Regions from separate parts of the Homo sapiens genome. Here region 2 is linked to region 1. The links are chromatin loops, found by intact Hi-C in ENCODE. Cell type or tissue: B cell. All regions are shown on one strand.

Region 1 (8,000 bases):
ACTTGATCTTCCACAGTCTCATACTGAAGTCATAAACCTGTGTTTCTGTCATCAATCTGCTGTTGTGAAAATTATTTTGATGTCAAACATGGGATTATAATTTTACTAGAATCCTTCTCAAGTCTTGAATATTTTAATGCTGGCTATAAAAAAAAAAAAAAAAAGTCCAGCCCCTATCGGGGTAATGGAATATTTCTCTGCCAGGTCCCTGAACACTCTGCACAAGGGGCCCGTGCTGTCTGTGATGCTCCAGTGGGTAACTCGAAGCTCGCTGGCTGCAAGCACTCCCAGGCAGGCCCGTGTCCCCACTCCTTGGTCCAAGGAGGGGCTCTGATCAGGCTGGTCTATGAACCCTCTCCCTTTCATCCAGCTAATCATGCTACTCTGTCTGCTCCAAACTGTCCTTCCAGCTGCTCTTTTAAATTGCTACCTACTCCTTTTGAAAATCTTTTGCAGCCATGGGGAATGTGTCTCAATATATTCCTGGATCGCAATTCTATTTCATTGAAATCTCCCACACAACTCTTAGGTCATGCATATCTGGGGAATTAAAACACAAGTCTGAAATCTGTCAAATCTGGGGGCAAGTTCTGGTTCTGCCAACTTACCAGAGTCATGATCCTGGCTCTGCTACTTTATTCCTGATCCTCACTTTTCATCTGGGAAATGGGAACAACTTTATCTCATGATCTCACAGAGCTGTGAAGATGCACTGTGATGGGACACGTGGAGCCTCTGGCCCAGGTCCTGCACTGTGCAGTCCCTCAGCATATCTTCGCTACTTCTGCTATTATGTGATGACTTCAACTCTTCAGAAGAGACTGAATGATAACTTACATAGGTTTACCATGTCTCATCTGATTTGTACTCTAGCAGCCCTGGTGGGGTGGGGTAGCATAGGTACTATGATCCCCACTTTACAGGTGGGGACACTGAGTCCCAGAAAGGTGATGTGACTAGCCAGGGTCACACAACTAGGGGTGGGGGAGCCCTCTCTGGTCCTCGCCCCTGCTCTGCCACAGCAGCTGCTTTTCCTATCTGATCAACCTATGGAAGATTTGGCTTGAAGAAAGGATTCTCTGCTTGGGAGAGGCTGAGACCCCTAGTCCAGGGCTACTCAGAGTGTGGTGCCCAGACCAGCGGCCAAAGCAGCATCTGGCGCTTCTTGGAAACGTATGATCTCAGGTCCTATCCCAGACCTCCCAAATCCGCAAGACCCCTGGAGGCTCCCATGCCAAGCAGAGCTCCTCTCAGCCACACTCCACTCTGCAAGGCCCTGCACGGCCTAGCCCCGCCAGCCCCGCCAGCTCCCCCAGCCCCCCCAGCCCCCCATCCCCCTGTGCCTGCCTTGCCTCAGCCCATTCCCAGGCTGCCTGTCTGTGGTGCTTCCTCTCTCTTTACCTGGTCAACATCTGTGCCTTTTCAGTCATCCTTCAGGGTTCAGCTCTCCCTGCCTCCATACCTCCACCCCAAGTCAGTTTACTGTGACACACCCACACCTTTGAGACTAACGATCTCTTTGTAATTTTGTGTTTTATGCCTGTTTCCTCTGGTAGAGGAAAAGCTCTCCAGGGGCAGGGACAGAGTCTGTCACCGTGGCATCCCAGGCCGTGGCCAGGCACACGGAAGGTGCTCAGTGAGTATACTGTTTAGGTATGGTGACATACAAGTCTAGCAGAAAGTTAGGTATGTTTAGAACAGGTTGCTAAAATCACCTTCAGCATAATTATCTTCAAAACAATAATAATTTCCTCAGAGTCTGCTCCAGGAGCTTCAAGGAGCTCCTGACAATGGTTGCAGGAAAATAAACAGTACATAAAAGGAATAAACAAATACAGGAAGAGCCAGGGTTATTGGGATTGGGAGGAAACTGAAAAGGGTCCTGCTTTGACTGAAGCAGGTGCAGAGCAGCTGAGCGGGGGCTGGTGTGGCCCTGGCACAGGCACTCACCCCTGGGTGGCTGGCAAGCTGCGACACTCCTCCTCTGCCAAACTGGGCCCGGGAACCTTCTATAGAGCTGCGGAGTGGGTGGGGCTGCGGCCATGCCGCAAACAGCCTGAAGAGAAGCTGGACCCACCTACCCTGTCTCTGGTTCAAGAAGGAATACTCACCTTGAGCACAATTTCATTGACGGTAGCAGCGTCCGATTCAAAGTAGAGGTGTTTATAGTCGTGATTGCTTAGATACGTGAGTTTAAATATTGCGTGACCTGCAGAGACAGAAAACTGTGTTGAGGGGTTCTGGTGAGTTAACTATGGCGGGGGCCTCCATATGTTCTCCCCTATCATTCCAATTCGAGCGAGAGCAAGTGGAGGCTGAGCAGCACCTAGTCTTCCCAGGAGTAGTTCGTTTTCTCATTACAGGCTGGGTATAAAATGGACAATGAAAAAATTTTAAAGACTCAACAGCCAGTTAGGTCCCATTCCACTCTGGAATGCATTCAGGGGAATGCCACGTTAGGAAGGCTTTACGGAACTGCTGCTATATGATAATTACATGCAAAAGGTGGCGTTTTTAAGGGAGAAGGCTAATTAACTCCACATTATTACTCTAAAAATAAACTAACTGTTTAAAGTCAGATAAATGAGCAACAGGAAGGAGAAGGGTCAAAAGCCACACTATTATGAGGCTGCTCCACAGCCTGGGCTCCTGCTGGGAGAGGACTCCTGCCTGGAGAGGGAGAATCCCAGTTTTAGACCCTGCTGGAAGCTGCTCCCAAAGGCCTCAGGTCATCTCAACCCTGGGAGGATGGGGGCGGGGGGGGCACCATGGAAAGTGGGCACCTCACAAAGCGACCGACTCCAGGGGGCAGAGCTTCTGAATATAAATCTGATCTAGGTCTCCATTCTCCATGCCCCGTCCTACCACCTTCAGGATGACACTTGTCATTTCTGGGACTGCTTCCTGGTCTAGCCTCATCTCACTCCGCTGCCCCGACAGGCCACAGGCTGCCAGAGTGCTGCACACTCCCACCTGCCACACCAGCCTCTACACAGGTTCTTCCCCAAGCCTGGGATGTCCTCTCTCACTGACCCGGATGGGAAAGATTTGCTGATCCTGGGTGGCTCAGCTCAGCTGGCGCCTTCTTGGGTGAGTCTTCATAACCACACTTCTAGGCGCACTTCTTGTGTGGGCCTACCACACGGTACCGTGGCCCTCCAAAGGAACCTGCTTGTCTTATCATACCTGCAGCCATGGCTACATTATCTGGGCCTGTCCTTTTATGTCCAGACAGGTCAATCGGATTCCCTCTTCTAAATGCAGACATAGATGCTAGGCTGTCTAAACTGGCACAAGGACTGAGAATAAGATGAGGGGCTTTGGGACTCCCAGGCTCAGGCCCATGGGGGCTGCCCCGGCCTATCGGCACTGTTATCCTTGGGTTCTAGGAGACTCCTGTGGCCTTCCAAGAAATTCTTCTTTCGCCTTAAGCTACTGAAGTTGGTTTCCATTACTGGCAAGCAAAGGAACAGTGCCCAAGAGAGACACGTAGTCAGTATTCAGTAAACCTTCCTAGACCAAGGAGCAGCAGGTGACATCTCTAATATACAGGTCTCCTGCAAAACGCCCAGAAATGACCTTCCCTAGTCTTTCGACAGACCTTAGTGTCTGTAAGATTAAAATTCAGCATATCCTTTCTATTAGTCCTTCTCATCCGTTGTCCTTTTAATTGAAGCAGCGGCTGGTCATAGTTATTAATTAATAATATATCACCCATATTACTGTAAGTTCACCTCTTTCCTGGAGAAATCTTCTTGGGGACTTTACAGTAGCTAATTTTTCAGATCTCCAAAAATAAACTGATATATGTTGTACATTTGTGGCCAGAAAAGTTGAGCCACTGGTATTTTATCCTGGAAACATCATTATGATGTACTAATTGTGACTATAAATCCTAAATTGAAAAAATTACCTAATAATTTCTGAAAAACCTCACTTTCAGACACTTGACAAATTTAGCCTGATTCTAAATCATGGTACTAAAATGTGAGAATTCCTGACTGGAAGCTAGTCACTCTGTTAACATATAAATTCTGTGTTTCTAATAAGGAGGTGGACCTTACACAGAGGCATCTGTGTGTGCGTCTGTATCTATTCACATTCACAGGATCTACCCCACAACATCAGAATCTTGTCGGTGACATCCCTGTGTGGAGGAACAATGCGGGCACCTTTGTTGGCCATGCTGTGAACAAGCACAGCCATCTACAAAGGACACAGGGCTGTGAAGGACAAAGAGACACCCCCTCCAGGAGGCATTCCTGCTGACAACTGGTCACGACACACAAAGACACCAGGGCCTGGGGCTAGAAAGAACCAGAAGGTCTTAGGGAGACCCACAGACCCGAAGCTTCGGGGTTCACTGACCACTTTGATAAGACAGCTTATGGACTGTCCACACCACCTGCTCCCGCTTGTCACTGACAAAACCAAACCAAACCTCAAAGCACTAAAGCATGTTTTGCCTGAACAATTGAGACACTGTTAAAAAGGTTTCCTGCACTTTAAGCAGAGCCCAATCTATACACAGCACATGTAATAAGTAGTCTGCAAGGCCTAAGAGCCCCAGAAAGGAAGCGTTGACACTGTCCCCTTGGGACTATGGTGCTTGTGAAGCATGTCAATTGTGGGCTGACAGAGGGGAGGCCTGTGGTTCATCTGCACAGTCACGTGAAAAAAACAAAAAAATCATACCAAGCCAAGTCTCCTGAAAGGCTGCATATTTGAACCAAGTAACCTCAAATCCCGTCCTCTGAATTTTGAATGTATTTGGTTGCATGTGGAGGCTGTGTGTGTCTCCTGCCTATCCCCAGGGCTCATTCCAGCACCCATCTGAGGAAGAGTGAAGCAGGTGAGGAGGAGGAAGAGTCCCAACATTCCCCCACTCTCCCTCAAGCCTCCGGTCTGTTTGTCCTTTCCAGTGAAAGCACTCACGCCATAGGAGAGGGGAACAGAGGGCAGAGAACGTTCTGTGGAGCACTTGTGTTTGGACTTGAACAATGACACAGCTGCAAAGTTAATCACTGGGCCGAGGCACGGTGGACAGCCACAGCAGACAGCCCCCTCTTGCTCTCTGCAAGGAGTGATGAGCGGAACCCTGGGGGGCAAGGGCAGGTTAAGATCAGCAGCCATGCTGGGCCATAGGACATGGGGCGGACTCACTCCGCGGGCGTTTCTGCCCCGAGTTCCCCTCGCTAGCAGCCCTGTTTCGCTGGGCGGCCAGAAGGGCAGTTTTCCTCAGTCTGGGCTCTGCCAGGAGCATGGGCTAGAGCAAAGGACAGAGAAATGAACACCGAGAGTCAAATATGATGAGCGTGAAGAAGGTAAACGCAGGGAGCTGCCGTGGAGACACCAAGGCAGAAGCACCTGGCCAGAGGTGGAGAAGAGCCACTAGGGACAGTTTCTTGGGAGGAGCTGACACCTCCGCAGTTTTGGAGGAGGGCAGGGAGTCAGCTGGGTAAAGGTGAGGGTGGAGAAGGGTGAAAAAGAGGAAGATGCCACAGGGCAAGGAAACGGCATGGGCAAACATACAGGGTCTCCATGGGAGCTCTGGGCAAACCAGGGTCATGTGTGGCAGGCAGGTGGGAGGGAGAGGGACACAAAGGGCTGAGAGTGCCTGGAGTCACCAGCTGATGGGGGTCACTAGAGGGGTTTAAGCAGGGCAAGTGAAAGAAATGGGCAAACTGTGTTTTAGGGTGTTCTCCCTGGTTCCCTGGAGCCTGGAGGCGAGGTAAGCAGTTCCCGTAGTCAGCCAGGTAGGAGTGAGTGCAGTTTTGAGCTAGACAGGTGCAGAAAGGATACTGAAAAGGAATGGAGGCGAGAACTACAGAGAAGGTAATGTTGGCAGGATGGGGAGACTCTTTCACAACAGAATAATAGCTAATAATCAGAATTCACACTTTCATAATTTCACCCAGACCAAGACCTATATATTAAAGTGTAACAATTCATTGACCTCTTGCTGGAAATGAATCTGTCAATAAACATGAGTAATTTATGCCACATAGTAAATTTCCACCATAGGTGTCTGGGAAGAAGGAACTGCCCACACTTCAATACTGACTGAACAAAAGAACACCTGTTATCAGATACCATCAGCCTCAGACACCTCACAGTTCATCTCAGGTAGAAGAGGAAGAGGGGGCCAATGACCTCCTCAGCTGCAGCCCACCAGGCATCTCCCTGGGGCGTTAGAGGGAATCAGAGGTAGGCAAGTTACCTTTGAAAATTCCAAGACCACCAGCGGTTTTCATAGGAACAGGGTTAAGTCACAGGAGCAAGCTGTCTTTGTAAAAAATAGCTGAGACACTAGTTGTAAAAAAATAGCTGAGATGCTGGGCGCAGTGGCTCAAGCCTGTAATCCCAGCACTTTGGGAGGCCAAGGTGGATGGATCACCCGAGGTTAGGAGTTTGAGACCAGCCTTGCCAACACTGTGAAACCCTGTCTCTACTAAAAATACAAAAATTAGCTGGGCATGGAGGCACACACCCGGAATCCCAGCTACTTGGGAGGCTGAGGCAGGAGAATTGCTTGAACCCAGGAGGCGGAGGTTGCAGTGAGCTGAGATTGTGCCACAGCACTCTGGCCTGGGTGACAGAGCGAGACTCTGTCTCAAAAAAAAAAAAAAAAAAAATCAGCTAAGAAAAAGTTATGTATTAGTATGACTTTAAAAAAATGTAAAGTTTAATATTCCAATTAGTTCAAATTATTTTGCATTAATTGTTAAATTCTGTTTAAATTAAGGTTTAACAAAAGCCTGAGACACAGAGGAAAAAAAGCATAATTCCTGAAGTTAGAATTAGGATGAAATCCTAGCTCTGCCATGTTTCAGCTGTGGGACCTTGGCAAGGCACTGTCCCTTCCAAGGTTTGCCTGGCTGTAAAGGAGGGGATAGCATCTGTCAGTGATCTCTTATATGTCACATACATCCCTGCATATAGCAGGGAGGTGGTCATTCATTTAACTATGATGGAACTGGTATTTGATGATAAAATGCTAATTGCTTTGAAGATTGCATTTTTAATTGGGCCTCCTTTGAGCAGATTTGCTTTTATAGTGCTATGTAAATAAAATGCAATATAAGAGGGTATAAATGTGGCATCTAAGCACTGGTCACATGCTCAGGGCAGATACTGAAACTGTACCTCCACTCGTGAGTACTGAAGTGAAAATCTGGATATGTAGAACTGTATTTACACTTATGTAAGTTTTTCAAAGTAAGACAGAGAAGATAGAATTTAATACCAAGCAGAAACTAATTAGTGGCACAAATGTCAGAAGTGGAGACGTCCAGCTTTTGTGCTTTAATTCATCTTCTGTATTATGGATTCTAACTAAAACAGGAGGCTGTGCTGAAAAAACAGGTTCTTCCTGCCAGTTCAGGGGGCGTGGCCATGTTGGAAAGGCTGCTGTGGTCATGAGATGGGATGGCTTAAACATACATGAACAGCACTCACAACCCTGCTAAAAGAGGTGCTCCCAGACTTCCACTGCAAATCAACTGAAAGAAGGGTCTTTTTTTGATTTTCAATTTTTGCTCTTTTTTTTTTGAGATGGAGTCTCACTCTGTCACCCAGGCTGGAGTGCAGTGGTGACATCTCGGCTCACTGCAACCTCTGCCTGCTGGGTTCAAGCGATTCTCCTGCCTCAGCCTCCTGAGTAGCTGGTATTACAGGTACCCCCCACCATGCCCGGCTATCATTTTTTTTACTTTCCATCTGCCTTAAGAAAAGTCTCAAGGGAGGGTCTCTTCTAACACAACCTGCCAGTACTGACTGTGGCTGGCCATGACTGGTCAGAGCTGGAGCTGCCAGAATGAGCCTGCAGCCCACCTTTGCCTAAACCCCCAGGTGTCACCACTTGCCAAAAATATAAAAATAAACCTGTTTCTTTTCCTTATTAAAAATACTAGAAATTTAGAAGACAGAGGAGAACCTCCACACCCCACCCCAAAATCCCAACACTAGCACAATGCCATTCACGGTCTCTTTCCTAACCA
Region 2 (8,000 bases), 85 kb after region 1:
ACAGTGGCGCGATCTTGGCTCACTGCAAGCTCTGCCCGCCCCCAGGTTTAAGCAATTCTCTGCCTCAGCCTCTGGAGTAGCTGGGACTACAGGCGTGTGCCACCATGCCCAGCTAATTTTTTGTATTTTTAGTAGAGATGGAGTTTCACCATCTTGGCCAGGCTGGTCTTGAACTCCTGACCTCCTGATCCACCCACCTTGGCCTCCCAAAGTGCTGGGATTACAGGCGTGAGCCACCGCGCCCGGGCCTCATACATATAGTTTTAAGAGTAAATAATGCTGTTAAGTCCTATGATGAAAAAGAGTAATTCCCTGTCCCATTCTTGAGTCCCTCCTTATAGGCAATTTGTTTAAGTTTTTTTGTGTGTGTGATTTCTGGCACTCACCGTCCTACTTTTTATTAACATTCCCATTCAACTACTTAGATAAGTTATTATAAATATCAGACAATATCTATTAACTTACATTAGAGAGAATGAAGACTTAGGCTGTGCACTCTCTCTCTCTTTCACACACACCCACACGTCCTTTGGAAAGTGAGTTTGCTTTTCTTTTCTTTTTCTGCAATACAGTAGCTTCCTACAGTAACTTCCTCCTGCTGGGCACCCTTACGTGACTATCAATGTTTAAAATGTCTGCTTTTGGTATACTCCTCTGGCTCCCCAAGGACTCAGAAGAGATCCACATCATTACGGGAATCTGGGCGGCAACACTAATTTCAACGGATATGCATCGCCTTTCATTTTAAACACATTTACATTTTCATTTGATGATGTAATTCTCCAAGGGAGTTTAATCTCTGATAACCAAAGTACAGTGAATCCACTCCTAAACACAAAGTGGTGGCCTCAGGTGTGGGCTGGCTGAGAGACACGTGGCTACGAGCTGTGGACTGGTTTTCACTACATCTTAGTTCATTCCACAAATGTGCTAACCACCAACCCTGGGCCAGCTGCGGTGCTGGTAAACCATAAGGAACCTACCTCTCCAAAAGGAGCTTTCACTGTACTCAAGGAAAAGCGGGGGCTCTCATTCTCTTCTTTTGCAAGGTGCTTACCAGCAGCTGGCAAGATCAGTGTATTTGGAACTTACTGGGGACAGGGCCACAGTGCCTCTGCCACAAGCCTAAGTGGCTGAGGGATACTGATCTCTGGAGAGGATTAGTGTCCCTTCCCAGCTTCCATGGCTGGAACATGGCCTGTTTCCCTTGATGGCCACTGTTGATGGAGTCATTTACTGCTCATGAATTTACCCAGCCCTTTCTGCCCTGTCCACTTCTCCCTGCCTGCATCAAGGAGGGGTGCTGGTAGCCCAATTAGGAGATGCGTGGAAACGAGTGGAAAGAATGAAGTTATGCCTGAGCCTGGGAGCCAGAGAGACTCCCTCTAGGAGGGGAACTCCCAAACCTGAGGACTCAAGGAAGTCTTTTCAGTTAGAAAATGGAAGGACCGCCAGGCACAGTGGCTCACGCCTGTAATCCCAGCACTTTGGGAGGCCGAGGCAGGTGGATCACGAGGTCAGGAGTTCGAGACCAGCCTGGCCAAGATGGTGAAACCCCATCTCTACTAAAAATACAAAAATTAGCTGGGCGTGGTGGCACATGCCTGTGGCGCCAGCTACTTGGGAGGCTGAGGCAGGAGAATCGCCTGAACTCGGGAGGCGGAGGTTGCGGTGAGCTGAGATCATGCCATTGCACTCCAGCCTGGGTGATAAGAGTGAGACTCCGTCTCAAAAAAAAAAAAAAAAAAAAAAAAAAGGAAGGACTAGCAGGGCGCAGTGGCTCACGCCTGTGATCCCAGCACTTTGGGAGGCCAAGGCAGGTGGATCACTTGTGGTCAGGAGTTCGAGACCGGCCTGGCCAACATGGCGAAAACCCCTGTCTAAAAATACAACTAAAAATACAAAAATTAGCCGGGCGTGGTGGTGTGCACCTGTAATCCCAGCTACTCGGGAAGTTGAGGCAGGAGAATCCCTTGAACCTGGAAGGTGGAGGTTGCAGTGGGCCAAGGTTGCACCATTGCACTCCAGCCTGGGCAAAATGAGTGAAACTCTATCTCAGGAAAAAAAAAAAAAAAAAAAGAAAGAAAGAAAAAAGAAAAGAAAATGGAAGGACTAACAAAAGCCAGAGCAAGAATTCCTATCAAATGTGTTTTATTGCTTTGTTTATTAGCCATCTCCTCTATTAGAATGTTAGCTCTCTGAGTTCACCCAACTGTCACCCTTATATCCTTATTCACTACCTGAAATGTAGCCAAGACTCTACTGAAGGATAAGTTAGGTTTCAGACACACTGTACCTGAGAGATCTGCATGACCCTCAGGGATTCTTAGACTTCAGTTACACATTATCTTAATTCACACTGTTCTGCTATTAAAAGTAGTGTGCCAAAAAAAAAAAAGAAAAGAAAAAAAAAGGCGAAAAAAGAAAAGGAAAGCTTAAGTTTTGCTATGATTTGATATTTCTGTGATTATGTGGTGACAGTTTCCAGGAAGATTGAGGAGTTCCAATAGACCACCTTGTATCTTTTGCAGCACTTGGGCTTTAATCACATCTCACTGACTTTCTGTTTGAAAAATTGGTTCGATGACACAGTAGAATCTACACACCTAGCTGCCTGCCATACTGTGATTAGTAGCTAGGTAACCAGAGAGGTAGATGCTGATACGTCCTCTCCCCAGATCTGCCTTACGGTGCTAATCCAATGCCATTTTCCTGATTTTAAGTCTTCTTTGTCTCAGGACATTATTGTCATGTAAGGCAGAAAAAGAAATGCCCTTACTGACTAGCTATTTTTCTTCTTTTCTTTATAATGCACTTAAAGCTGTTGCAGATATGCGGCAGAAAGTGCCACTACTTATAATTTACTCAAAAAGAAAGAACTATGCAAAATTACTATTGGAGTTGTTTAAAATGCCTTTTACATTGCTTATGGGAGTAAAACAGCTCCAGTATCAGGCCTCTGTAAGCAGCAGAACAGGAGTTGGGTGGTTCAGGCCCTTGGTTTCCTGTGGTGGGGTAACTCTACTAAAGCAAGGGTTTTTTCATAGAAAGTAGCTAAAATCAGTCTTGGTAGAGAAGAATTTTCCTTACAGCTACTAATAGGATAAACACATCAAATGGCCTGACCGAAGAAAGAGGGACTTCTGCTTCCTCTGGTGCAGACTGAGACTCTTCATGGAGGCTGGAGAGATGTAATGGGCACATGCAACACTCTAATCCTGTCTGTAATTATAGAATCATTTTCATTTTCAAAATCACATGGATATTTAAGTATACTTCCTCTTTTAAATGTTTTCTGAGAAACAGCAACAGGGTCTGTGAGCTACTAAACTGTGAACACAAAGACTTTTAAAACTTACTTATAAATGTGTTTGTTACAGGCAATTACAGTTTGTTCACATTATTTCCAGAATCTTTGGCATAGGAAATTAAATTTGCAGACATAAGCTATCTGATAAATAAGGCTTGTGACCATTAATCCATCCCTATAGATATATGGTATGGTTCACTTATTAGTAAAAAAAATCATTTGAGTTGACTCTCTGGGTCTAGTTTTCTCCTTCTTCAAAATAAAGTGTGCTTCCAGCAGATTCTAATTCAAACACAATTCAAAGGCTCATTCTACCACAAGGTAAAAACTTTCTATAGACTTAATTCACTGGAAAACAAAAGGTGCAGGCAAAGGCCAAATCATATGGATAGAAAAGGAAGTAAACCAAAACCTAAAGAGAAAGCCAGGTTTTATGGCGTGCCTGGCATGATAGTGGCAATAGGGATGATGGCAGCTGATGTCCACTGAGCGCCTACTATGGACTAAGTGTTTTACATGCATTCAGTTAAGACAATAACCCTGCAAGATAGGTATTATTACCTCTATTTACAGAAAAGACAACTGAGGTCAGAAGGGGCTGATGACTTCCCTAACTTCACAGCTTGTAAAAGGGACAGGTGGCCTGGGGACTGGGGTTGGTTTGGTTCCAAAGCCCATGCTGTTTCCACTGAGTCTTGCTGCCACCCCCAGCTGAAGCAGGGACATTTGGTCTCTCTAGAGAGAAAGGCAACAGCTTCCACTGAGCCGTGGGCCCCGTAACCTTATCCAGTAGAAGGAAGCACCACAGTGTCTAGCAGTACAACCTTTGGCCATTTGGCTTTGAGTCCTTACTCCCCTACTAGCTGTGCGACCTCAGCAAGTCCTGCAACCTCTCTGAGCTTTAGTATTCTCACTTATAAAATGAACATGACAACTGATTCAAATAGTTGTTTTAAGGATTAAAGTGTAATGGAAAAAAGTATCTGGCAGATCACCTGGCCAAGTGTGAGTATTAGTAAGTGGTGATTATTATACCTGTAACTGTAAATGCAACTTAAAACCACAGATCAATGGGAGAAACTATGACCTCAAAGATGTTATTTAACAGACGAGCTAATAACAATAAAATAACCTAGTGCTTTTTATGCTACAAGAATACATGTTTGTACATTCAGAAATTCATATTAGTATCAACAGTATCTAAATGATGTATTTTTAATTTTTGTGAGTTTTCCCATTTTATTATGAGTATTTTTAAACCACAGAAAAGTTGAAAGAACTGAACACTGAGAACCCATATACCCATCACCTAGACCTATAGTCAACATTTTACAATACTTGCTTGATCACATATCTATCAATCCATTTTTTAAAATGTATTTCAAATCAAGGAGGAGACATTACTACATTCACTCTGAACTACTTCAGCATACATAGCATTAACTGAAGCTCAATATTTGTTTAAGATTTTCTTTTTACTTTTAGGTAAAATTTACATGCAATATACACACAAATTGTACAAATACAATTTGACAGTCTGACAAATGTACACACTTGGCAATTGCAGCTCCCGTCAATATATAGATTCCCAATCAATATACAGATGATTAGCTTTACTCCAGAAAGTTCCCTCATCCACATTACATTTTAAGTGAGGAAGCTGTGGTGTACGGAAAAAAAAACATTGGGCTCAAGAATCAAAGGGTCTGGGTTCAAATCTCACCTGTATTACTCATTAGAAATACATACAAGTGTGCACACACACACTCCATGTGCTCTCTTTCTCTATATATTTATATATCTCCTTGGTTTTCTACCACAAAAAAGAGATAATGCCCATCTCACAAGGTCTTTTGTAAAGGTTAAATACAAAAATACCTGGAATACAATAAGTATTCAGTAGATGTAATCAAAATGGAATCATTACCTTGGTACTTTCTACCTCTCTCCCACCTCTCTCCAATCTGAGGATATTGTCTTCAAAAAGAAAAGTAAGGACACACACACAAAAAGCAGTTGCAAAAGAGATGAGGGGGAAAAAGGCATCTCTCTGCATAGGCAGTAATCTCCCAATTTATCCACTCTGACTTCAGCTAATTAAACATCTGTCTCAACGGCCTCCTCAGCAAATTAGTCATCCCCACTTTGTGACATTGATTGTTGGTTGCAGCCTTTTCCCCACTTGCTACCATTCCCAGAAACTTCTAGGAGTTTACTCACCAGGCACATGGCAAGGAATGATGCAGGGTCCACATTAACCCCCTACAGTTGCCCTTGGTGCCACTGCTGTTCATAATGCTGCCAGGCGTGTCCTTAGATCTGCTGCCCCAAAATAAACCGGTTAAGGGGTAACAATGTTTTTGTCTATATTTGTGACTTCCAGATTATGATGCATTTTCTAAGTGCTATGTACATGTACCAGACTAAAGTATTTAATAAACATTTAACTAAAAATCTGTTTTTTAAACTAGTGTTGATGACAAAGCAATCAGGTAACAGAAGTTCTCAAATAGGAGGTGGATTAAAGTCTGGTAAATTATTAGACAGCTTTTTCTGAACATATAAACAAAAGCTTTGCCGGTGCTCAAAGGGCCAGCAGGCAAACAAGTGAAGCTGTGTGGCTTGGATGCGTGATCCATTTCTCTACATGATGGGGTGTGTGTGTATGTGTACGCATACACGCCTGCTTTGGCAGGAAGTGAGGTGGGGACGAGCTGTATTCTAAACTATAGAGCACATCTTAAAAATGGTATTCTGAAATTAGGCTTTTTCTCAATTCTTTTTCCCATTAAAATAGTCGTGACTGACCAAAGAACTATCTTTTAGAAAGATAAAATGGCTAATAAATACATTTAAAAATACTAAACGACACTAAAGACCCAGAAATGCAAATTAAAATGAGATACTGGCTGCTAACCATCAGTTTGGCAAAAATTAAAGGCTGATAACATTCAGTGCTGGTAAGGAGCTGGGGAAAAGGGCATTCTCACATACTCTTGGAATGTCAAAGAATGGGCATAAACTTTTTCTTTTTTTTTTTGAGACAGAGTCTTACTCTGTCACCCACGCTAGAGTACAGTGGCACGATCTTGGCTTACTGCAATCTCTGCTTCCCAGGTTCAAGCGATTCTCCCTGCCTCAGCCTCCTGAGTACCTGGGATTACAGGCACCTGTCACCTAATTTGGCTAATTTTTGTATTTTTAGTAGAGACGAGGTTTTGCCACGTTGGCCAGGCTGGTCTCAAACTCGACCTCAGGTGATCCGTCTGCCTTAGCCTCTCAAAGTGCTGGGATTACAGGTGTGAGCCACTACGCTCGGCCAGGCATAAACTTTTTGAAAGGCAATTTGTTTTCCTCAACATTTTAAATAAATATTTGACAAGCAATCCATATTTAAAATCTAGCACAAATATGCAATCTAGCACAAATATTCAAACAAGATTGTTCACTGCATGTTTTTGTAATACTGAAAATTTGGAAATAATCTAAACATCCTTCAATAGAGAGCTAAGTTGAACAAATTATTAGGAAGATAAAATGTGTGGTCACTCTAATATAGAATAATGCTTATGACACATTGAGTTAAAAAAGTAAATGCAATATCATATATGCTGTGTGACATAATTACCCTAAAAACCTTAACACATATGTATTTTTCATGAGTTCACTTAACAAGCATTTACTGAGTATACTATTTGACAGGTACCTTGACAGATGTTGAATATGTAAGTGATTTTAAAAATAACAAAAACAAAAAACAGGAATCCTGTCCACATGAAATGTATAACCTATATGTATATCTGTATGTGAACTGAAGAAAAAAAACCCAAAGGATTTACACCAAAGGAAGTTATAGGAAACCTTCATTTTTTACTTCACACATCTCTAAAATGTTTGCTTCTTCCCCAACAAGTATTTAATTTTATTTAAAAAATATCTTTAAATGCCACTACCTTCTTTTGATATTAACTCCAGGAGATCTGGCCACAGATCAAAGCTATTTCAATTCTCCCAAACTGTGCATTTAGCTCTAATGAAAGAAATCAGATGTTACCATAGTGTCCATCCCTCCATTTCCCGATGAGTAGCTTCTACTCTTCTGCACACCTTAATTCAGGGCTCCACTATCTGTTGGACAGATTTCTTGAGAGCCTCTGCATTGGTGTCTCTGCTTCATGTTCTTTGGCCTCTAATTCATTTGTACAATGCAGATGAGTGTTTTCTAAGAGAAATTCTGATTATATATTGCCCTTCTTTCAATAGATCCCCTCTGCCATCAGAATAAAGTTCATATTCAACACAGCTTACATACGGACATGACCTAGCCCCTGACGACCACAGCAGCCTGAACACTCTTTCCCATCCCTCTTTACCTGCCTAGTTTCTATTCATCTTCAGATTTCAGCTTGGGATGGTCTTCCCTGACTCCCCAGGATGGAACTAGGGCTCCCTGCTTCCCATGTGCACCCAGGCCCTATACTTACTTCCATGTATCCCTTGTATGGTATTATAATTGCCTGCTTATCCCAACTAAATAGAAAGCTGCTTGAGAGTAGGAACGATTTCTTGGTCTTTACAAAATTCTTAGTGCCTACACAGTGCCTGTTACAAAACAAGCTCCCAGAACATAAATGCACTTCTATTTTTAAGCTCACTTATCAGGCCTGGCCTGGTCGGATCTGGCCCTGCC

The links. A loop is a pair of places that touch in the nucleus more often than their neighbours do. Peaks named below come from ENCODE experiments on the same cell type or tissue, not always from the same donor. Only the 100,000 strongest peaks of a DNase experiment are listed, where the experiment ranks them.
Region 2: it touches region 1 in a loop (6-fold over the local background); 3 of 110 quality-filtered maps call a loop at or near these places.

The regions. Positions count from the first base shown.
Region 1 is chr9:125,442,390-125,450,389 of GRCh38, forward strand. MAPKAP1 (MAPK associated protein 1) reads right to left here. Exons shown (of 12, transcript NM_001006617.3): 11 at 2,112-2,209. Among named protein-coding and RNA genes, the nearest start is that of GAPVD1, 180 kb to the left of the region's middle. RefSeq lists enhancers at 2,441-2,942, 2,943-3,442, 3,938-4,467, 4,570-4,779, 4,676-5,204. In B cell, no CTCF peak of the experiment used is centred here; DNase peaks (open chromatin) are centred at 4,602 and 5,612; H3K4me3 peaks cover 399 bases.
Region 2 is chr9:125,527,118-125,535,117 of GRCh38, forward strand. All of the region lies in intron 7 of MAPKAP1 (MAPK associated protein 1), which reads right to left. Among named protein-coding and RNA genes, the nearest start is that of MAPKAP1, 180 kb to the right of the region's middle. RefSeq lists enhancers at 681-740, 791-840, 3,114-3,273. In B cell, no CTCF peak of the experiment used is centred here; DNase peaks (open chromatin) are centred at 744, 2,634 and 3,204; H3K4me3 peaks cover 2,349 bases; H3K27ac peaks cover 7,425 bases.